Linked DNA regions of Homo sapiens: region 2 is linked to region 1. A link is a loop called in an ENCODE intact Hi-C map of the cell type or tissue named here. Cell type or tissue: GM12878. All regions are shown on one strand. Each heading gives the region's core, and the rest is flanking DNA. Links, peaks and the distances in the headings are about the cores only.

Region 1 (8,000 bases), core at 1-8,000:
AAAAACTGATAAAAGTGATGGAATGTTTACTCTTGTGATTCAGTCATTCTAGCACTAAAATAAAAAGTAGAACAATTCTCTCTGGCCCTCCTGTTGCCATCTGACTCCCCAGAAGGAGTTAATAGTTTGTTTTGCAGAAATGTCTAGAGAGCCGAGCACTTCTGTGAGTTGGATGTGGGTTCAGAGAATCATAGCATGTGGCTAAGAGAAGGAGCCCAAGCATTAATGATGAAATTAATAAATTATGCAGAGTAAGGAAATACTCTTATTTAAAGTTAATGCATGACATTAACAAAAGGATTGAATGAAAATGTAGATATTTTTCTGCCTCAGGATTATAAGAAAATGAGCCTTGTAACGTCTCAAGGCAGATGACCCCCAGGGACAAACTTACTTTTTTTTCTTTTGTATTTTAAAATATTGTTATATCATAGTTGTACATCCAAGGACAACCTTATTTATTGTCTCATTCCTGTGAATGTGTAGTGTATAGTATGTCCTTAGTAAAAATTGAAGAGATTCAGAAAAATTATCATCTCTATATAGCTAGCCCATCTTTTTTTCTGGTGGTATGTGCAACAAAAGCTATAATATGAACTCTGTGTGTGTGTGTGTGAGAGAGAGCGAGAGCGCACACTAGCTAATTAATGAAGAACTTGCCATTCAATATTTATTGTTTTAACTGCTCATTTATTCATATTCTTGCATTTTTAAGTAGAACTTTTTATATTTTAATAGTAGAAAAGGGTATAATGTAATAACAGTCTCCTAGCTCACTCCTCCCTGAGTCCCAATCCTCAGAGAACTAACAATTTATTCTGTATTTATCTTTATGTTTCTATCCTGCTGTCTCTTGATTTATCAATTTAAACTACTCTTGTTATGGAAGAAAGACATTTAGTATTATAGTCTCACCCCAATTTTTCCTATCCTTATCCCCAATATAATTATGTCACAATTTAAATTCAAATCGGTATTGTTGATGTTGTTAAGAGAATGTAGATAATGGTTTGTTTTCCTGAGTCTAGTTGTGATTGTTCGTTTTGTAGATCTGTTTATTTTTGTTGATGTTACTTGTTAACTCTTTTTCCCCCCAATTTGCAGAGCCGTCTTAATCTATCGCTGATTTTCCCTTAGGCACATGAGTTGACCACGCTAAGGGGGGGTTTCCAAAATTCCCATGCCATTGTCTTCTCTCTTCCAGTGCTGCTTTTGAGAAGTCTGTTGACCATCCTGATGGCAGTTACTGTTCATGGACCAGTTTTTTCTGGAGACTTTTGGGATCTTTTTGTATTTTTAAATTTTACAAAGAGCATCTTGGAGCTTTGTTTTTCTTCTCTTGCTGGGAGCAGTCCTATCAGTATGGAATATCTTACCCTTCATTTCTCCAAAATATTTTTATATTATTTCTTTGATAATTTGTCTTCCTATTATTTTCCTTTCTTTTTGGAACTCCTATTATGTATTATTTCTCTCTCGTTTTTCAATTCTTTTTCTTTCCTTTCTATCTTTCTGGGAGATTGCTCTGACTTTACTACAATGCTTTGATTTGATTTTTTAAATTTTGGCAAACTTATTTTTAAGAATTCTTTTTTTTTTCTTTTCTTACTGTTACTGTCTCCCTCAAATAAGAATGCCTTATCTTCCTTTCCAGGAATATTGAAGATAAATAAGTAACTCTAAGGTGTAAATCAATGAACTTGACTAGACACTGTCACAAAACTCATAACAATAGTAATCTTAAGCAGTTTTGGTGGGAGTGACAGAAACCCAATTCATGCTTATTGCACTTGCTGCTACCACTAGCAAGGTAGGAGTCCCCATAGAGAGAGAAGCCCTTTTTTTAAAAACAAAAACAAAAAGAAAAAAACAAGAATTTTGGTATATATGTAGATATATATATTTAAAGAATCAGGCCAGGCATGGTGGCTCACGCCTGTAATCCCAGCACTTTGGGAGGTTGAGGTGGGAGGATTGCTTGAGCCGAGGAGTTGGAGACCAGCCTGGCAAGACCCTGTCTCTACAAAAAATACAAAATTAGCTGGGTGTGGTGGTGCATGATTGTAGTTCCAGCTATTAATAGTTGGGAGGCTGAGCTAGGAGGATCACTTGAGCCCAGGAAGTCAATGCTGCAGTGAGCTATTATCATGCCACTGCACTCCAGCCTATGTGACACAGCAAGATCCTGTCTCAAAAAAAAAAAAAAAAAAAAAGGAAAAGAATCAGAACTTTATTGGACTTCCTTACACTTGCTTTTGCTTGGTATCTTTAAATCTTTTAGACATATGGGGAATACATTGAGCATGGGCTACCAGTGTAGTGTCTGTGGTCTTGGGGTGTCACTGGGCATACAAAACAATTAATGTTCACTGAATTTCTCCTCCCCTTGTTATTTGGAAGATTTTCCTTGTCAGACACTTTCCAGCACTCGCCCAGGGAGAGTGGGGAGGATTGTCTCATTGGGGCTTTCCCACTTCCTGGTAGGATAGGCCTTAGCAGTTGTACCATCATTGATCTCTACTATGTTGGGGTTTTCTGGGAATGCATTTACCTTAACACCTTACTGATGCCCTGTGAAATTTGTAACTGGGGTTTCCAAGCACTTCTTTGGAATTGGACCTTCTCTTGTGGCTTCTGTTTCCTCCTTGATACCCAGCCTGGAACCTTTGCCCGTCCCAACACCCTCTGCTTAGCAGCCGTGGCAGGGCCTCTTTCATTCAGCAGTCTTGCAGGTGGCGTGAGTCTCTGCCCTGAAGTACTGTCCTGACTCCTAGGCAGCATCCCCACCAACTCCATTGTGACAATGACTGAATATTGATGTTAGGTAAAGGTGTGCAATGGAGGTGCTTAGTTTTCTTTGGCTCCTCTCACATACTTCCTATCTAATTCGCAGGATTCTCTCATTTCCCTATGGTCAGAGGGTTTAGCTTCTACATTGTCTCTCATTGGAGCAGATTACTCAACATTCAAAGAATATCTTCACATTTTCCTAAAGTGTCTGCTAGAGTTTCACTTTCTGTAGTACATTGTTTGTGATCCAGGAGACAGACGGTAGTTTAATGAGCTGTTTCCGTCTCTCATTTCACTCATTGCATGTTGATGTCATTCTCTTAGGCCAGCTTCCCTACATAGCAGGAAACCTGTGTGTCATGGTTTCTAGATTTGCGTCTCAGAACTTTGCTCCAGAAAGGGACTGAAATGTGATCTCTCTGGTTCCACATTCAAAAATCCTGAGCCTGTGACTGTCTCGTGGGTCAGGTGCTCATCTCTAATCGCTCATAGCTACAGTTATTAGCTATTTCTATGGGCCAGGGATTGTTCTCAGCACCTTACACATTTTGTCTTATTGAAGTTTAAAAATGACAGTATGAAGTAGGCATAGATGGCAAGCTACATCGTGTCCTGCCCTGTATCACACAGCTACAGTGTGTTGGAGCAAGGATTTGAACTCAGGCATTTGACTTTGGTGCCCTGTATGCAGTTTAATTTGCTGACTCTAAAGATAATGGACCTAATGTAATAATAGCTCCAGGGCTCCCCCGGGGCTGCAGCCCACAGGCTGGGAATGACTAACTTAAAGGTTTAGAATGAGCTGTATTACAAAAGTAAGTTGAGTGGGTAAATCTCAGTTTCTACAGTGTGAGGTGGTAAGAAAACATTACTCCCACCCCTCTGCTCTGTGGATGCTAGTAGCAGCACGCAGCGGTTTGGAACACCCCTGGCTGTGCCATAGTGGAGGGGATTCCCTGGTGTACTTTCACACTCCCTGTAGATCGGGCTCAGCCAGGGGAGGGACGGGAGCAGGTGTTCTCACATGGTTGCAAGTGGGACTGCCATGTCTGTGTGCAAGGATAAGGGTGTGCTGCTCTCTAGATGTCTCTTGGGAAATCATGCTGAGAGGTCTGTTCCCCGCAGCAGTTTGCTGTTCTCTAGTTCCTTAAAGATAATTGATTTTAAGTACTTCTGTAGATTGTATATTGTAGTTTTCTCCCAGTGATAGTGACGTATTTCATTCCAGGGAGAAAGCAAAAGGCCTTTTTTTTTTTTTTGTAACTCTTTTCTCTCTTTCCAAGATTATCCCGAAGGCAATAATTCAAGTGATTATCTTGTTCAAACAACAACGTATCTCCCGGAAAACTTCACATACTCACCATACCTCCCCTGTCCAGAAAAGCTGCCTTATATGCGTAAGTCGTCATCTAATTTTGACTTAACTGTTTACTTGTGTTACAATACAGTCATAAAAACCACATGATTTGAGTGCAGCAGGAGCAGGTCATGTGCACCTGGGTGCAAATGTTTATATTATGCAGCATGTTATTTGAACTTTTATTTATTTATTTATTTTTTGGCAAAGCGCATTTTGAAGGGGGATGATTGAAAAGCTGAAGAAAAATACAAAGGGGGAAAATGACAAATACCCATATTGTTCCCAACCAGTTTTAAAAACTAATACTTCGGCTTACCTATGTCCAAGTTCTTTTAAAACAGTGCTTAAGAGAGCAATTAATGTGTAGTCTCCTTTTGAATATGTTATAATGTTCCTGATTAAGCCAGTCCTTTTTGACCACCATCCCCAGTGCTGGCTCCCCATTCCTTCCTCAGAAGTAACCTCACCTCTACTGAGAGTTTGCTGAGTATTCTTTCCGGTTATGAAAATTGTTTTCTACATAGATAGATGTCTGTATAGAAAATAGATATTGTTTCAAAGGAGAAATTATGTAAATTGGTCTATAAAGTACATTTCATTCTTGTAACTTGCTTTTTTACATACTTTTTTGAGAACTACCCATGTTGTTACATATAGATCTAATTTTTTTCCCTTAACTATTACTGTGTGGTACGTCTTTGTATAAATGTATCACATCTCATTTACCTGTTTCCCCACTGATGAACATTTAGGTGGTTTCAACATTTTTGCTATCACAAAATAGCAAAAAAAATATATATATATATTTTGGTATAAAGAACAACAGAGTGTGAGTTTTCCTGTGCGTATATGCATGTGTACTTGAGGGTTGATGGCTAGTGGTGGAATTGCTGGGTAGGTTGGCTCAGGTTTTCCAGATTTTGTCAATTGCTCTCAAAAGCAGCTATACCAATTTATATCCCTAACAGCAAAGCATGAATGTACCACTTTGATATTGATGGACTTTTAAATTCTTGCTAATCTGAAAGATAAATGGTTTCTCGTTGTTTCGATTTTCACTTCCCTCATTCCTGGTGGGTTTGAGTAAGTTTTCCTATGTTTGTGTTTTTAAATTTTCTCTCCTGTGACTTGCTGCATCATGGGCTTTATCAGTTCCTGGTTGGTTATTGTGTGTTGGTATTGATCTGTAGAAATTCTTTATATTCTGGCAGTGGCCTGTTGTCTGCTATGTGTTTTGTAAGTATCTTTTCACATTCCCAGGCTTCTTGTTTTGTCTTTTATTTTATGGAAGTTTAAAATTATGACCTTTTCAAATTTTTTAATAACTTTACTTAGGTGTTTTGCTTTTTTTTGGTCTTAAACCTTTTCTTACCCAGAGGCCATACAGATAAATACCTTTATTTCCTTCTAATGATTTTACTATTTTGTTTTTAACCTTTGTGTGTAATATGTGGTAGTGATAAAGCTACTGTACTTTAAATATATATATTTTTAATTATGAAGATAATACATTATCATTATTTTAAAAAAAACACTATACTGTACTGTCAACACTCAGAAGCCACACGGCTATTATTTTAGCTTTTTTTTGTGTGTGTATCTTCTACCCCTGCCCCATGATTTTTAAGCCTACTTTGTACATATAGGTTTGTATCTTGGATTTGATATAAAGATTTAAATAAACATCTTTTTGAATTGCTTATTTATCCATATTCTGATGTATTTTGTATCTGTGTTTTTTATTCTTGACACGAGCTTTTTTAATTGAGGAAATTAGCCTTTGCCTATCATATTTGTAGGACTTGTTTTAGCTTATTGTTGATAGATATTATATATCAATAATAAAAAGAAAGATTGACCTTCTAATATCATCTAAGGCCATGGCTTTCAGTCTTGGGGGTACATCAGAATCACCCAGATCATCTTGTCAAGCCCCATTGCTGGTCCAGCTCTCAAGAGTTTCAGACTCAGCAGGTCTGGAGCGGGCCTGAGAATCTGCATTTCTAACAAATCCCGCAAGGTGATGCTGTTGCCGCTGAGCCTTGGGCCACGTATTGAGACCCACTGATCTAGAGTAGTGGGCCTGGTCCCTGGTATTTAAGAAAAAAAAAATTCTCAGGTGATTCTAATCTTGCTGTCTCTTTGCTGTACCATAATAAAGAATGGAACTCAGTGATTTTTGTGGTTGTCATTACTTTGTTATTGCAGCCTTGTTTTCCTAAAAATGAATACTTTTGTCTGTGTAATACTGAAACCACTGGGTAATGTTCTGTTGAAATATTGATTACAATAATTTCATCTTCATAATTTTCATATTCAAGGTTTATAGTTTCAGGAAATCTTTCTGTTCTTGGTTTAGTTGCCATTTTCTTTAATTAGTGCTTTATGAGTACTAATTAAACTCTATTTCAAAGCATCTGTCTGCCACTTCATCATTCTGGTACTCCTCTCCTCCCGCCCCACAGCCCATTGTACCATCTCTTGTGGTGCCTGAGAGATTGCGTCGTGCGTGGCTGCTGTGCACTGCCTTTTCACTGGGGGTGGGGAGGGGTCTCAGCACTACTGCCCCTTCTCTCTGCTTCCCTGGGATCCTTGCATTCTTTTATAAGAGAGGATCACACTAGTGTGGCCAGCCATCTTTTCACAGCAGTCCCTCTCATGGGCTGCCAACTTTGGGTCCTGTCCCAATTTTGTGCCCAATTAGTGGTGGCCGTGGTGGCCATGGTGGCAAGGTGATTTGGTAGAAAATACAGCCACATACAGATAAGGCTTTAGAAAGGAGCCATGGGTACAGCCAACATAACGAGGCTTCTGCCAAGAGAGCCTTGCACGAGCTGCCCGACAGAGCACTTCACTTGTCCTGTGACCTCCGCAAAGTGGAGGCTTAGTTTACCTACCTGTAAAACCTGGGATTCCAATACCATCTGCAGAGTGTGGTAAGGATAGAATGAAGCACACAGTGCTTAAAGTTTGATAGGTATTAATTTGATTCTCCCTTTCCTTCTCCCTCCTTCTTTGAATAATAGAGCCAGACTTTACAATGGTCAAGGAAATGAGACACCTAGGAGAAATGTGTGGAGTTTAGAAGTTTTATTATTAGCTATGTATCCTTACATTTTTTTACTTAAAAAGATAGTTTTCATTGATAATAGAGAACAATGCAATAAAATACATAAGTATAAAATCTTATAATAGTTACACAAAATAATTGAATATGATTCTTTCCCAAATAATAATTAGAAGGGATTTGTGTAAGAATTAGATCTACTTAGATGAAAACCATTCAAGTACAAGTAATATTTACTTATAGTCACTAAAAGTGAAGTTAAGGCTTAACACTGGTGTATTTGATTATTCTGTTGTAAACTTCTTTGATTTTTACTTAGTATAGCAATGGAAACACTGGCACTGGATTTCTGTAAAGATAAAGTGAATTTTTCAAACTAGAATACAGATAAAATGTGTTTCATACATTTCAGCAGTGTTTCATATTCAATAGTGGCCAATTACACTATAAAGCCTATTTTAATATGTATATTTTATATGAAGAGTATGAGTGAATACTTCTTTCTTGTTTGTTAGTATTTATAGATTTTCCAAAGGGCAAATCCACATTCAGCTTTATTGCATTTATGTAAGATTCTTTGTGCTAACAAAGTAAAATAGAAGTTTCACCTTGTCTAAGGCTAAAAATTAATAAGTGCTTAGTGTGGATGTTTTGATTTTAATTTTTATGGGTGAGGTAGAAATGGAAAATGTCAATTGCATACTCTGCATTAGACTGAAAATAGACTTACCTTTAGTTTTCCTATCTTTTAATTCTTATTCAAATAGAATACGTTTGCAGTGA
Region 2 (16,604 bases), core at 4,830-12,829, 390 kb after region 1:
TCCTCCTCCTCATTCTCTGCCCATCTTCTTCCTCTCAAGCTGCCTGCTTCACAGACCTTGTGGGTATGTGTCTTACAATCAGAAGAGACACATCTAAAATACTGTGATCACTTTCCTCATTCTGACTTGAAGTGCAGTTGATTGTTTATACATATATCCCTCATGTACTCACCCTGCTCTTTTATACACACGTGCACGCATGCACACGTTAGCTTCCAGGAGAAAGGGGTTAGAACCTTCTCATCTTTCACAGAGCCCTTCACAGTGTAACTTAAGTTTTCCAAGAAGGAGGAAATTAATACTAGAGACTAAATAGGTGGAATGTGCTTAGTAAATGCTTGTGGATTGTTTCCCGAATAGTGAAAAGCAATATAAAAAATAAATACAGCAATATAAAAAATAAATATAAAAACATAAAAAACAAATACAGAGCAACGTGGGAGCACAGTTTACTAAGTATTGCGAAGTGCAGTCAGGTAGCATCATTTATATAGATTGGATTGGAGGTGTTAGAACAGAATGTTTATGTTTCTCTTTTTAATCAAGAAAGTACAAAAAAGGGATATGAAATAAGAGAAGAATAAAGAATGTGGATAAGGAAAATCAAAAGGTCTGCTCTGTTGTTTTTGAAATGTTCCCTGAGATTCATTCACAAACAGGGCGTGGTTTATGAGACTTGGCAATATTTAAATTTGTGCTGTGAAAAATAAAGCAGAAACTTACCTAGTTTGATTTGGCTTTTGGTGTCCCCTAAAGGAGTTAAAGAGACCTAGTTTTCTTAACTGGAGAACATTATAAAATGGGGAGAATTTTTAGAAAATAAGAGACAGATAAGTTTTTATTTTTCCAAATGAGAGGTTACTTGGTAAATACCACCAGAACATTTATGTTGCAGGATCAGACACCTCCTCCACACTCTGAAAGCATACACATGACATACTTATTTGATGTTTATATATTTTATCTTAGGTCAGCATTAACATACCATGAAAGGAAGTCAGTCATTCACTTTCTGGGTCAAAAGTAAATTCTTATGATTCTTATGACCTTGTGGAAGACAAAGATGTTTTCAAATTTCTGTTTGTGTTCTTACATCTACACATATTTTTTATCTCATTGAGCTCTTATCAGTGGCATTTATTTAAAACCCTACGACTAAAATCCTTCTCCCATAAGCCTTATGGCAAAAGACCACCGAGCCTGTCATCACTACCATTTTCAAAAAGTGTTTATGAACCCTCAAGCTAAGTGCTTTGCCAGCCACCACTGCAGAAACCGCTCCTGAGAGGAGTGGATTGTCTGATTCATCACCTTGGAAAGTGGTGGTGATACTTCCTGGATGTAGATTTGGAGAGGAACCAGAGGCTCTAAAACCTCACTAGCACTTCCTCATTTCTCTATGAAAGCCTCTCCATTTTTCTCTAGAATATCAATTCAGCTCATGGGCATATTTCTCTTTTTTTTTTTTTTTTTATAAGCACCCAATCTGCATTATTCTTCAAAAATTAAGAGATCCCTGATATGGGAAGCTTGGACCAGGCTTCTCTGGTGGGCTCAGACACAGTCCCCAGATCCAACCATGTAATAACTAATTCTGGACTTTCATATGCAGAAGGGCAAGAAACTATGTAAAAAGTTCTGTGCCATAATAGTGTCAGCACCTTTTAGTTTTTATACTGGAGCACCAATGTTTGCCTTCTGAAAAGAAAGAGCTAACTCAGGAATGCGCTTTTAAAATTTAAAAGATGACACTATCAGAAATTATGTTATTTTGGAAGGGTAGAGGTGAAAAACAAAAAGAAAACGATTGAGAAAATAATTACAATTTGCTTTTTAAGAAAACTTTCATACAGGAAAAAACAACATGTCATTTAGGATTTTAAAAACTTGGTGCTAAAGATTGCAAATTTCAGAATGTTATTGCTAGGAAAAAAAGCAACAATAGGAATTGGTATTCTTCTATGTGGAAACTGCTTTGTTGACAATCTACAAACAGATCTCCTTTTAAAAAACACACACACACGCACCAAGCTAAAACTGCTTATTCAGTGACGCTTTCACCAAAGGAATCATTCCTTGACTCTGTTTTTAGTTGGGTGTGGTGAGACAATGTTCTCCCTTGGCTGGAGGCTTGGAGAGGGGCCAAAGCAAACACCCATGTGAACACAAAACAATTAGGAAAGATTCATTCTGAATTAGTTAATTCCCATGAATAGGCTGGGATTTATTAATCTGTCCTGATTGAAATTGCTTAAAATATGAACTTGGGAGTTTGTAAGCAAGCAGGCAGGAGAGAAGGCTAAATTAGGGACAGCTAAATGTCTGAGAACATAAGGAGAGCAATAAGAAACATAATTGGCTAATATCTTTATTACTTTTCCCATTTTAAAAGAATAAGAGAAATATTAATTAGTGTTGTGTCTATCTCACAAACTTGGCTCTGTGAAAGCACAGATAGATATAGTTCTAAAACATTAGGTCTATTCAGTATTATTAGATCTATTCAAAGAATTGATAATTCTTTTTTTCTAAGTAAAAAGACTTGTTTCAGTTTTCAATTTAGACTGTGCAAAGTCAAATAAATAATCACGAAGCATTTTCTTTGAAAAATTAAAAATAACTTATTTGAAGACATAACTTTTCTTTCCAACTTTTAAAGAGTTAAAGATTTCTGTAGAAACATTATACTACGTAACACCTTTCTTTTATAGAATACTTACGTAAAAGCTGGGACCAACATAAATTGTTCTAAAGAAATAATTGTCTGAAATGTGCACGGGCCATTTGTTTTCAAACTTGTGAGCCAGAGGTCAAATCGTACCTATCAACTTGTTGGTACAACTGCAAACAGCTTTGGAGCAGGAAAGGGCACAATCCAAGCATTGTTATTTACTTCACAAGTGCAATTAGGTACAAGTGTTTGCAGCCATACTTAAAGTAGTATTCCACCTAATAACAGCAGGGGTCAATGCTGAAAAGTCTATGTGATTATAGTATAATCCTGAGAGTTATTTTTCTTGCAATACTATTAACTTGCTTTGATGATGAAAACTGTGTGTATGCAGATATTAAAAACAAAACCTCATGGAATTTTGCCTTCTGGAAGAAATTTTACTGGCTCAAAATTTTTTCAAAATTTTATATCTGTGAACTTTGTACAAAGAAGTGTCATAGTTAGACATCCAGAATGACTTTATAGTGCTATAATATAATACCTGGTGAAAAAAAACACACTGTGTTCCATATTCAAAGTCTGGCAGATAAAGAAAAGGTTGCTTTGAAAGTTTCTGATTAGATGCTGCTGAACCCATTGGAAATCATTGTTAAGTTGAGTTAAAGAGCCTCTCCTGTTGTATCAAACAAGTGACACGTCATTTAAATAATCTCGGCTTCATTTTTCTTGCATGAAAAATATTGAGATAGCCACCAAACAATACCCACTTATTTGAAAGAAATACTGTGTTTATAATTTAGAGCAATTTTGAATTTCTTGGAATATATGGTGCAAATGTAATACTAATTTGCCTTAACATTCCACAACTTAACATAGCAGAGTTTTCAATTTTATTCAGGTATAATCTCTATAATTTTATAATTCAAAGAGATTTTTCTTCAACTTTCCAAGAACCATCAAATAAATAAAGTTTACCATTTACTGGACAAAAAACATAACATTAAATGCCATTTTATTATCTTTTTATTTACTATGGTTCTGCAATTATAAAAGTATTGTCATATTCTACCCTGTCTTATCTGAATGCTTTAAACTATCTTATCAAGTCAATATATTTTAGGTTTGGGGAGTTTTGTATCCCTTTATTATGTTTTGTTATTGCAGACATCTTCATGAATCCGCCTTTTGCTGTTTAAATAAAACGGTTTCCTAAGGATAATTTATTCTTGGTTTTCTTTTTTTCCCATGCATATTATACCTTATTAAAGCTATTACTCAACTAAAAGTATTTTATGATTTGTTTCAAGCCTTCAATTAGTATATTAGCTTTTTGAAGGAAGGTGATACATATCGCCGATATTTATGTTCTAGGCCACCAGCATAGGTGCTCAATAAAAATCTGTTAAGTAAATAAATGAGCAACTTTCCAAAAACGATATAACTATGATATGAATTTTTTCATGATTGTTGAAACATATTGTTTCCAAAAGGATTCTATAATTTATAAAGTTACTAACAATGTTTTGTTTGGCCAATTTGATCACAACATAGCCAGCATTATCATTGAAAATATTTCTGTCACTCTTACAGGTGTAACATATTATCTCAAGGTTGTTATAATCTACATTTTACATTTTAAAAATTATAGGCAAAGATAAATATTTTTCAACTACTATTAGGTTCCTAATTTTAAAATATCTTTACTTGGCCATTGTTGGTTTATTTATTCATCTTATTTATATCTGCTCAATATTTGTTATTTGAAGCATATTTTATATTCATTTTTCCTCTTTAACACTGAAGTAATATTTGGGGTCAATAATTTCTTTAAGGTACTTAAGATATAAAAGCTATTATATGAAAATAACATTATTGAGAACAGTTTAAAATTTGGCCTAGTTTATATGCAAATAAATTTAATGCTTCTTTGGAAAAACCACTCATAGAATTTTGGAAGAAATCATTTCAATCAGGGATTCCAACTTGACAGTATAAAGTAAATTGTACAGAATGAGACATTTTACACCTTATGCTAAGCTCCTATTCTTTGATTATGTTGACCCACAAGTACTGCTTTCCCAAATATGCTCTGAACATCAATCTTCACCCACTCACATGTTCATGCATGTTCTTTCAGTGACATTAAACTGTAGCATATGGCCACAGGATGCCTATGATGCTTGACACGCCCCAAATCTCTATGTTCATTCAACATCAGCTCACTCACAGACCTTTTTCTAGTCGATCAGTTTACAGTAACAAAAAGCACACTTCCTTCCCCCAAGGAGCTTAGAATCTGTGTTATTACCACTATGTGAATTCCATTTCTCTTCATTTTTTCTTTGAAAGTACTACCTAATTTTAAATACCTGGCCATTTCCATAAAGTTCCCAACTCTCACAGTCTGAACTCAGCTCTCCCACTTAATATCTTCTCAATAACTTTGTTTTTAGCCGTATTTTAAAGCACATATTCTAGTGTACCTTTTGTTGTAGTCATAAGGTGGCGTAATGGTTTAAAGTGTACTCTGAAATCAGACTTCCCAGATTTGAATCATATTTCAACATCATTGCTACCTTGGATAAGTTTCTTTACATCTCTGTGCCTCAGTTTCCTCATCTATAATAGGGGACAATAGTAGAACCTACTAGTATATTTGTTGTAAGTATTAAATGAGATAATACATGTAAAATATACATAGTAAACACTTAAAGAATGTTAGCTATTATTATCTACTCCTTAGTTTGTAAATCACTGAAAAATGGACTCTATTTTATTCATCTTTGGATCCCTGATAATTATCATGATTAATAGCATATAGTAATAACTTAATGAACAACATTTTCATGTATAACAAGTTTTCTAAAGATTCCTTTATGGCTTTGAAAAAACTAAAGCATTTTGGATAAACCTATAAAAGAGTAGATAACTAGACTGGTTAAAAGTAAAACTATTCGGAAGAAAAATGAAATTACTAGAAAAAATATAATCCTTGAAACTGGAGGTTTGTTGGATGTAATGAATTGAAGAATTGGCCCCACAACTGCTTTTCACAGTTTTTGTTGATGAGTAAAGTTGTTTGCTAGGTAGGTTTTTTTAGAAATCAATTTATTTTCAATCACCAAAATCACATACCCGAGTAGGATGTGAGACCCAAATATATCATTTACAACTGGAATTTTCAGGATTTGGTCTGAGACTCTTCAACTATTCCTACAGTACAGCTCTAAAGCCATATGGTCACCCATTAGAAAACTAAAATAAAAAGATGGAAAATGTCAAGAGTTATTAAAAATGTAGAGCAGTTGGAGCTCTCGTACATTACAATTAAAATATAAATTGATAGAAATACTTTGGAAAATTATTTGGCACTATCTAGTAAAACACAGGAACATATACATAACCTATGGCTTAGCAATTCCACCTATCCCTTTCAGAAGTGAATAATATACACACTGAAAGACACATATAAGCATATCCATAGCAGGACTATTAATAATGTCCCCAAACTAGAAACTATTCAAACGTCCATCGTTAAAGCAAACTAAATATGTCCTGAGAATGGCTCCATACTTCTATATTTGAGTCATCGTGGATGAACAGTAATCTAACTTAATAGGTAGACAAGATTGAAAACCTAATTTAGGAGTATGGGCCTGTAACAATCGCTGAGTCTTGGCCAATCCCAGCAGCCTTACTTCAACCACTCAAACGCTGCCAAGTGTTCAAACTGTGTTCAAATAAGGCAAAGGCCAACCTGTAACCAATTCAGCTGTTTCTGTACCTCACTTTGGATTTCTGTACATCACTTCCCTTTTTTTTGTCTATGAATTTGTTCTGACCTTGAGGCATCCCTGGAGTCTCCCTGAATTTGCAGTGATTCTGAGGGCTGCTTGACTCACAAATTGTTCATTGTTCAATAAAACTACTTTAAATTTAATTTGGCCGAAGTTTTTCTTTTAACATCATCAATAATAGGTTGAATAATACATTACAGCACATTCATATAATGGAATACTATAGAGCAATGAGAATAACCAACTCAGAACAATCCCAAAATATGTGGATGAATCAGACTAACATACTATTGAGTGGAAGAAGCTATATGTCACAAAGGAGAACATATAGCATTATTTCATTTATTTAATGTAAACAAACAAAAACCAAAAAACAAAAACAGGCAAAACTTTGTTATCAGTATTCATGCCAGTGGTGACATTTGGAGAGTTAGTGATGGCTGGCCTTCTAGTAATGTTCTAGATCATGATTAAGGAGCTGGTTACATGGGTCTAGTTACCTGGTAAAAATTTATTGAGGCATATGCCTATAACAGGTGCACTTTTCCACATTTTATGTTAATTTTAGAAGTAATTAAACTTACTCTATGAGTTTGGACAGAGCTTCTTCTAAATTTGCTTTTATAAAGAGCTTTTTGAATCCCTTTAGAACTGACTAAAAGAAGGCGGCCAGAAAAATACACTGCAATGTCCTTGTCTTAAGTTCAAGACACTGCTGTGTCCAGAGGCATCACATTCTCTCTTCTCTGTCTGGAAGGGCAATTAATTCTAAGCCTGCCTCCCTGAAGTTTGAAGAAAAAAAAATAGTCCTTTCCCTAAGGTTTAGTGTTCTAACAGTATCAGGAGAACCCGGCCATAAACTCCAATGTTTCCCTGGCTTATCTCTTGCTGAGCTGGGGGACCTTTATGTCAACGAATTCCTCCGACACCATAGGTAGATTCAAGGAGGTCAAGCACCCTGGGCTGCTTAAAGAAAAATTAACACCAGCTTTTATCTACCAATTGTAGAAACTAAGAGTTTACTTTGCATCCATGTATTCTTATTTCCTTGTACTGGATGTTTACAGAGGAGAGTCAATATTCTAATGGGGAGTTTTTCACTTTCGGTGTGACAAGCCTGTTCTACCCATGGGCAAAGGAGGTTAGCTTGGGGTAGTTCTGCTTTGCCTCTCCGTTCTCTGTTCGTTTTGGCAAAAAACTGCATATGGACCTTTATTTTGAAGAAGGAATCAGGAAACATGTAAATGCATCTCAATTGCAAAGTATCTAAAATTTTCCAGGAAGATGATACTGAATAATTACACAAATTCTTGACTGCTAATGTTTTTACTGTGTTACTTTAGTGAAGCACCAGAAATGAGCTTGATGCTGTCATGATTCACTTATTATCACATCCCATGAGATGAGGAAGAGTTTAAAACACAGTTGGTGTCATTTTTGCTTTCAATGATAATTAAATTATGTGTTTGTTGCCCTTTCATGTGAAAGTCAGCTTGCTGGCAAGAACTAGTGTTTTCACTTTACTTGGTTTATGGCAAAGCTCCAACTCCTCGCTCAGTAGTCACTGATATTTCCTTTGTCTCAGGTGTCCACATCTCCTCCACTTGGCAGATGATCTCAGACCAGCTCTCCTTTTATTCATGACAACATTTTACTGCTTCTTCCTCCATGTTACTTTCCAAATTTATTTCCACCTTACTACTTCAGTCAACAAGATTTTTTTCCCCAGGTCTCTTGATCATCTCTCTCTCTCTGTCTCTCTTTCCTTTGCTCTCTCTCTCTTATTCCAAACATTATCTTTTATAATCAGATAATCTCCTGATTATCCTTTTTCCCCATTGGCCATATCCCTTAATTTTATTCTGATGCAATTATTGATCACTTATATGAACCCTTCCATTGCTTTTTGCATTTCTACTTTTATTTCTTTCTTATTTCTTTCACATTCCCATACTAGTCAGTCATGCCTGTTTTCTCCTTTTTTTACTTTTCTCTCTTCTATTCTATCACTTATGCTGAAGTTATCCCATATCCAGTTTAAAACAGGTTCCTCATTATTTTTCTTATATCTTCTCTTCCATAAGCTCTATTTGGCAAAATATATAATAAAGCAGACCAGTTCTTCTCTCTCCATACCCGCATCTGAATCTATGATAATGCTTGTGCAGTCGTACTACTTTGTCTATATTAGCTGAGGAATTTAAGACAAATCTTTTATACAATTTTAATTTACTTATCCCAAATATATATAAAAAATTTATTGGATGAACATGTTGAGAATTTTGGGTTTTCAATTTCAGTAAAGTGCATAGAACTTTTCCGGTCTTCACTTTCTATTTTTCCTGTACTCTGTAACATCTGGCTAAATCATGACTTTAGCCATTTCCCATCCTCCCAGAGTCTGTGTTGTGGCTGCTTCTGTGACTTCACAGTCCTGGTGCTTTTCTTCAACCTCTGGGAAATACCCCAGGAAAGTCCCTTAATATTCACTAGGTTCACAGCATCAGAAACTGCAGAGAGAAGGACAGAGGTGAAAAAAAGAAAGAAAAAAAAAAGGAAGAAAATAATCATATGCAGAAGAGTATGGGAAAGAGAAAGAAAGAAATGGAAAGAAAGAAAACATGAAAATGCAACAGGAATAGAGACAAAAATTCTGGTTGGGAAAACTCTGAAGAAAAAATAATGCTGAGATTACATCTGTTGCCTTCCAGGGAGTTTATCTTTGCTTAACCGTGGGTTAGCTGGCTGGCAAGTTACCATTTACAAAGAAGCAACATGTCTCTGAACCTATGAAATAAAGGGTTTCATTATTTTTCTGAGAAACATTTGCTTCTACAGCAATCTAATTTGGTATATGCATAATGATGAATGGGCACTAAAATCTAAATAGGGAGGTTATTGACCAAACACTGTAGAATTTAGATGTTTATCTTCATTTTTAGAGATGGAATAACAAAGAAGTGATGGAATCAAAATTATTATGACGGGGGAAAGCACATCTCATTTTGAAGGAAAATACCTAGGTTCAAAATAACTCTGTTGACCAATGATACAACTATTTCTTGCTATTAGAGTCCCTGATCACAAAGTACAGATGTGGAAACTTGGCTTTTAAAAATAATGATAACAGCCACAACCACCTGTGTAGTGCATTACAGTTTCAAAAGTAAATCATCAAACTATATTTTATTGTCAGATAAGAAAAGTTTGTGGGGTTTTATTTCAAAGTAACTGTGAAGTGAATTGAGTAAGTACTTTAAAACCCAATGTTTAAATTAAGATTTATTTCCCAATTTATGGGCCCACTCTTAGTTTCAAAAATCATAGTCATAGCATTTGTTATCATTATTTTCCTCACATTTCAAGAAATATGTAGAAGGAATTGGCATTAATATTATTATTATTATTATTATTATTTTTTGAGACGGAGTCTCGCTCGTCGCCCAGGCTGGAGTGCAGTGGCACGATCTCAGCTCACTGCAAGCTCCGCCTCCCGGGTTCACACCATTCTCCTGCCTCAGCCTCCCGAGTAGCTGGGACTACAGGTGCCCGCCACCACGTCCGGCTAACTTTTTGTATTTTTAGTAGAGACGGGGTTTCACCGTGTTAGCCAGGATGGTCTCAATCTCCTGACCTCATGATCCGCCCGCCTCGGCCTCCCAAAATGCAGGGATTACAGGCGTGAGCCACCGCACCCGGCCTATTATTTTTGTCTAAAGTATGACTCAAAATGAAAGTTAGAACGTTAAAATGTATGCCTGTCACTTTCTCACTTAGATAACGTTTCAGCAAGAAAAAAAATTAGTGTAATCAGAGAATCAACAGAAATCTTCACAGATTTCAGAAAAACCTTGAAAAAATATTTATATTGAGTTCAACTTATGTATTCCTCAGTAGAGACTATACTGTATAAATCTTCAAGAAATCATGTCATGATGAGTACTATTACATTGTTTTCATAATTATTAATGAGTGGTATTGTTGTTAATCCCTTTTATTAGGAAATGTAATATTACTCCATACATAAAAACTGCCTGCTGCAAAGGTTGGAGACAGATTTGCTTAGGATGCTGCCACCTTCAGGAAATTTTACCTTATGATAATTTTGTATTTATGATATTAAGGAAGACATTTCTGTTTAAGGGGCATTGAAAATTCTCTGTGCTCAAATTATAATTTTTTTTTTACCTAATAAGAGAGAATTGAAAAGTACTGTTAATATTTACAAATTCTATTTTGGAACACATTTGAAATGTGCTTTGTTATTCCATTGAGAAAAAAACATTTTTCATTAAAGAAGACATGATGCAAATTTTATATACTTTTAAGTATCATCCCTGAATTTGCAAAATATATTAACCACTACAAGTGATCAATAATTAAATAATACTACTGCTTAAAAGGGATTCAGTGATAAAGTAATTTACTTACAATTAATTTGCTCTCAGTTATGTAGCAATTAATATAGTTATGCTTAATTAATTCCATAAGATGTGATCAAATAAATCATGCTTTTATTTCAAAAATAATTTTCACTTAATACTGCGTTGAAATAGTACTGTTCAAAGTCATAGCTCATCACAAATGTAAATTTGCCCAAAACTAAGGATTTAAAAAGAGTTTTGGAATTGACAATAAACTCCTCAGTTTCCTCAATTCTCATCATGACCTGAAGACTAATATTATAGAAAAATAATAATTAAAAAGTGTTTCTTTACATATCTTGCTATGTATAGTCACATTTTTATGTTTCCATTGAATTAACATTCTTCCAAAACACATATACCTATACAAAAAACATTAGCTTATTAGAGTCTTTTTTTCTTTCACAAAAGGAACATGTTTTATTTTAACCACTGCAATTTCATAATAATTACACAAAGTTAATTATTTCTTTGTACTCCACCTCTAAATCCCCCTCACACCTCTTTTAAACATCTTTTTGTGCAGTGACTTTCTCTGAACATCCTTTCATCAATGGAAAAGTTTGAACTCTTTACATTTGTCAGTTTGATGGTTAAAGCTTTGTATGATTTGTGGTTGAAATGTTAATTTCTCCGATTTTAATGACGTTGAGGCTTTAAAAATATTTTATTGACCATTTGCATTTTCCTTTCAGTGAGTGCCTCAATTTGTGGGAGCTCTGTGACTGTCCAGTTATAAACAGTGGTTGTGATTTTGAGTAAAAATCATTTCCTTCTCTGAGCCCAAGTGTGCACCTCTGTGAAATTGTGGAATTACTTTTCTATGTCGTTGCTATGATGTTTACACGAAAATCACACATGAAAGTGACTGTTATAGGTCAATGCTTGCTAAACAAACATATAACAGTTTTTTACATCAGTTTTTATGACCTCATTTATTAGAATCTAGTCTCTCCATCACATTGCTCTTACACGTTTTGAGGATCTATTTCATTGCAGTTGAGACACTTAAGAACATTTTCTTATAAATAACAATTTACCCCTGCACTTAGAGGATGATCAAAAAGGAAATGGAGAATATTCACTTATATTTAGGAAGGCAGCAAAGAAGATGGTGTCCAGGCCTGGAAGTGAGCTCTTTTTTTTTTTTTTCAGACGAAGTCTCACTCTTGTCCCCGAGGCTGGAGTGCAATGGCGCGATCTCGGCTCACTGCAACCTCTGCTTCCTGGGTTCAAGCGATTCTCCTGCCTCAACCTCCCAAGTAGCTGGGATTACAGGTGCGTACCACCACGCCCCACTATTTTTTTTTATTTAAGTAGAGATGGGGTTTCACTATGTTGGCCAGGCTGGTCTTAAACTCCTGACCTCAGGTGATCCACCCACCTCGGCCTCCCAAAGTACTGGGATTACAGGCGTGAGCCACCGCACCCAGCCAGAAGTGAGCTCTTGATTTGAATCTTGGTCTCTTTAACTTACTTATTGTGTAATCTTGGGGAAGTAACCCCTCAACTCTCAAAACCTTGGTTTCTTGTATATAAAATAAGGAAATAATACCTGCTTTAGTTTTTATTGAGGCTAAATGAGATGAGGAATGTGAAATCTTTAGCATACTGTCTAGCACATAGAAAACTCAAAAGATAGGTGTTTATGGCCACCTATATTCATTTATCTAGTTATAGAAAATAAGTTGTCTGGTAACCTTGCTTTTTACGAAGTCTTCGGCCAGCCCTACATTTTACTTCACTTGATTACATCTATTTAAGACTTCCCCCTGTTTCATTTGGCCATTTATTTTTCTGAGTGTTAATAATTTCTAAAAAAAGAACATGTGCACATGCACATCCACACAGATGCACCCTGAGTGTATAGAGGTAGTTCAGTTTTTAAGATAATCTAAATGTTTTCCATTTTATTCCTTACTCATAAGATGATCTTTTTTTAAAAGCACAGAATAGAAACACAAAGTCCCATTTCCAGTGGTTCATACTCTATGAAATACTTTGTGATAAAGAGATATATACATATATCCTTATTTCTATGTGAATGTAATTTTAAAATATTATATATAATATAGCATTTTAAATTGTATTATAAATATATAATATATAATATATTACATATATGATACACTATATATTATATGATATATATAATATGACATATATTATATATAATATTTAAAAAGTTCCTCAAAGGAAGGACAAAATGATAAATATAAGAGCTAATATTTTCTTATGTGCATTGCCTAGTACTTTATTTAAAAAAAAAAAAATCTTGGCCAGGCGCGGGGGCTCATTCCTGTAATCCTCAAACTGCGGGAGGCCCAGGTGGGTGGATTGCTTGATTCCAGGAGTTCCAGAACAGCCTGGGCAACATGGTGAAATGGTCTCTACTACAAATACAAAAATAAGCAAGGCGTGGTGGTGCGTGCCCGTCGTCTCTGCTACTTGAGGGGCTGAGGCATGAGAATTGCTTGAACCCAGGAGGCAGAGGTTGCAGTGAGCCTAGATTGCACCACCGCACTTCAGCCTGGGCGACAGAGTGAGACTTCGTCTCAAAAACAAGAAAAACAAACCTTAATTGTCTACTAGGTATTAGGGATATGTTAGGTCTTTTTTCACCTCATTAATCATGTTTGTTTTAGAGTTATGTTTCTATGTGTCACTGGGTGTATATTTAAGAACACTTTCATTTCAGCAAATAATTTATTATTGGATCAACCATAAAGTTATTCAAAACATATAGTGAGATATAATTGATTACTGTATAGTGACGTTGTATCTCTTGACCTTGCTAAATATCTCACTATTTATAGGCGTTTTATTCCAAATGCTTTTGGACTTTTAAATACATAATCAAGGTGTCTTAGAAGCAAGGTCATTTTACTTTGTTTTTTCCATACTTAGGTCTTATGTTTATCTCAAAAATGTTATATTAATTTCAAAAGAAAACAGGCACAGAAGAGTATAGACTATAATTTCGCTTGTATTAACTTCGTTTGAAAATCATGCAAAACTAACTCATGGTGATAGATATCAGAAAAGAACTTACATCTGGGACAGGGGAGGGCCACTAAGAGGCCTGGAGGAGTTCTCTTGGGTGATCAATGTGTTCTTGATCTGGATATTTGTCACCTGGGGATATACATATGTCAAATTTGGGGATATACATATGGGGATATACTTATGTCAAAATTCATTGAGCTGTGCAACTAAGATTTGTGCATTCTCCTCTAGGTAATTTATACCATTTTTTTCTTGCTTGTTCATTATTTTGATATGGGGAGGTAATGGAATAGTAAACATGGCGTCAGAGTCCTCCACATGGTTCTAGTTGGTTCAGGGCTCTATCCTTAACTGATAGCAACTAGGGATAGCAGCCGAAAATCCAAACCACAAAGCTCCCTGAAGGCTGCTATAGTCAAAGATTTACAACGAGGTTTTAGGTTATTAAAAATCCAGTCACTAGCCAAAGAATGGGAAATGATCATCTCTACTGGAATAATTGGGTTTGGATTCTTTTGATTTGAAATCTTGCCCAATATCAGGGTGTTGTGAATAAAAGATACAATTAATGCTTTCAAAATTTAAGACTTTTTGTATTGATATAAAACAGCTTTTTAAAAGTAATTTATATTAATAGGAAGCTCTTCCAATGCATCCTTACTTTACAACTGTAATACGACTTGCAGACAGTTGCTATATCTGTTTGTAATTAAGTTAAATAGGCTGAAACATTATAAAATGATGTACATTTATAAATATAAAATATCTATATACAGTTGAATAAAATGTGTACTCAAAACAGCTCAATGTGTAAATTATTTTCTCAGAGGAGGCAAAGCATGCCAAATAAGTAAAACAAGCATGAGTTACTTTAGTTAAACATTAGGTTGATTAGGAGGAACCAGACCCTGATAAGGGAAGAATGTGGATCTGTAGTTGAGGGAGAAATGTTAAGGAGGTGTGGTTTGCTTTGTAAATAGCAACCATCATGAGACACAGAAAAACAGAGATGCGTGCTATAAGACACAATGCCAGACACCATTTTCTTCCATCTTCCCTTTTTATTTTATTTATATTCAAATTTCCAAAAACACCAGTTTTAAAAATAATTAAATGGACACGAATATTCAGTCTTTTAAAGTGTGATAGACAAGATTTTAAAAGTTATTGTGAAAACATTTGTTGGGTACATGGATATATATTTGAGTTAAGAACGAATGACCTTGCTCTTTCTTTACCCCAATAGACACTCCATGCCATAAGGGAGCGTGCCCTCCCGTCCTGCCCTCCTGGCTCTGGGCATGTGGAACCATCCCTTCTATTGGTTATTCAGAACTGTCTCAAGGACTCATGTTGAAACCTGAGCCTGCAGGGTCTCTGAAAGTTTAGGAAATCCTCAGATGCCTTGGAAATTCCCCACCTTGTCAGATAAATCTCTTAAAAGTGATGGGCCACTTTGAGCCTTACTGTTTCTCAGTCTGCTGAATCCATTTAACAGGGGGCTGCAGAGGGCAGGAGTCTGGCTGAGCACAAATCTTTACAATCCGTGGTTTGGGAACAGGATATGGTTATGCTACACTTTGTCAAGAATTTGGGGCTTCTGGGTTCAGAAAATATGCTCAAAACATGCCTGAAGGTGTTTTGGAGCAAATATTTGGAGATTCCTTATTTTGTTCTAGAAACTGCTCTGGAATTTGGGGAATACAGTTCAAGGGACCCAGTAAACCTGCTTGGACTCCTGAATAACCAGACTGGACTTAAATCGGGATCTGCCAACTGCTGGTCCACAATTATAAAAAATATGTTTTAAAATGTCGAAATGACAAGAGTATGAGAAAAAGTAGCAGTCTTAATGTCCAATCCCTACATATCCCTGATTCCTACCCACCAGAGGCAACCTCTTTGAATTCTGATCTTCTGGGATTTCTTTCCCATTGTTAAATGTACTTATGTTGACTTCTCTTCGGTTCAAAATTTGAGATATAATCTATTAAATTCCTTCTACAGAAAATGAGACCATCATTTAGCTCTCTTTAAAACCAACAAGTGGAAAAATTCGTTTCACGCAGATATTTATCTTTCAACTCATCCTCCCAATTTGGTTATTCCATAATTTTTACTAAGATGAAAATTCAGTGCTTATATTATTGTGACTTCATATGCATTATTTACAGCTGAATCAGGTAATATCCTTTTTGTGTAATTTTTCATTTCTCTTGGAATTCGTTAACAATTGATGCTTACATTTCTATGTATTTTTCATTAAGTCATCCTCAACATTTGCAGAACTCTGAAAGCTTAGGTAATCATTCACTCAGTTTTAAAAATTTGTTTAATTGTTAGTTTGCTTGATTTGTTTTTTAAGTTTCCCTCCTGGAGTATTCTACCTGGGCTGCAGTTTGGGCTGCTTGCTCTCCTTATCAGATTCATCTTAGGACTTCCCTTCATTCTCATCCTTAGACTTTTTTTTTTTTTTTTTTTTTTTTTTGAGACAGAGTCTCACTCTGTCATCCAGGCTGGAGTGCAGTGGTGCGATCTCGGCTCACTGCAGCCTCCGCCTCCCAGGTTCAAGCGATTTTCCTGCCTCAACTACACGCCACCAACTCTGCTAATTGTTTTTTTTTTGGTGTTTTAATGGAGATGGGGTTTCACCATGATGGCTAGGCTGTTTTGAACTCCTAACCTCAAATGATCCACTTGCCT

The links. Hi-C counts contacts between places; a loop is a spot of excess contacts. Peaks named below come from ENCODE experiments on the same cell type or tissue, not always from the same donor. Only the 100,000 strongest peaks of a DNase experiment are listed, where the experiment ranks them.
Region 2: a loop joins it to region 1, with 3 times the contacts of the local background. A loop is called at or near these places in 1 of 110 quality-filtered maps.

The regions. Positions count from the first base shown.
Region 1 is chr18:31,654,163-31,662,162 of GRCh38, reverse strand. B4GALT6 (beta-1,4-galactosyltransferase 6) reads left to right here. Exons shown (of 9, transcript NM_004775.5): 3 at 4,074-4,187. Among named protein-coding and RNA genes, the nearest start is that of B4GALT6, 26 kb to the left of the region's middle. RefSeq lists enhancers at 2,630-2,789, 3,290-3,419. In GM12878, for the core only: no CTCF peak of the experiment used is centred there; DNase peaks (open chromatin) are centred at 3,082 and 3,632; H3K4me3 peaks cover 2,341 bases; H3K27ac peaks cover 4,411 bases.
Region 2 is chr18:31,260,636-31,277,239 of GRCh38, reverse strand. It overlaps LOC105372049 (a long non-coding RNA gene), which reads right to left. Exons shown (of 4, transcript XR_001753388.2): 4 at 14,943-16,604. Among named protein-coding and RNA genes, the nearest start is that of DSG1, 49 kb to the left of the region's middle. RefSeq lists an enhancer at 8,920-9,039. In GM12878, for the core only: no CTCF peak of the experiment used is centred there; DNase peaks (open chromatin) are centred at 7,959 and 8,929; H3K27ac peaks cover 2,381 bases.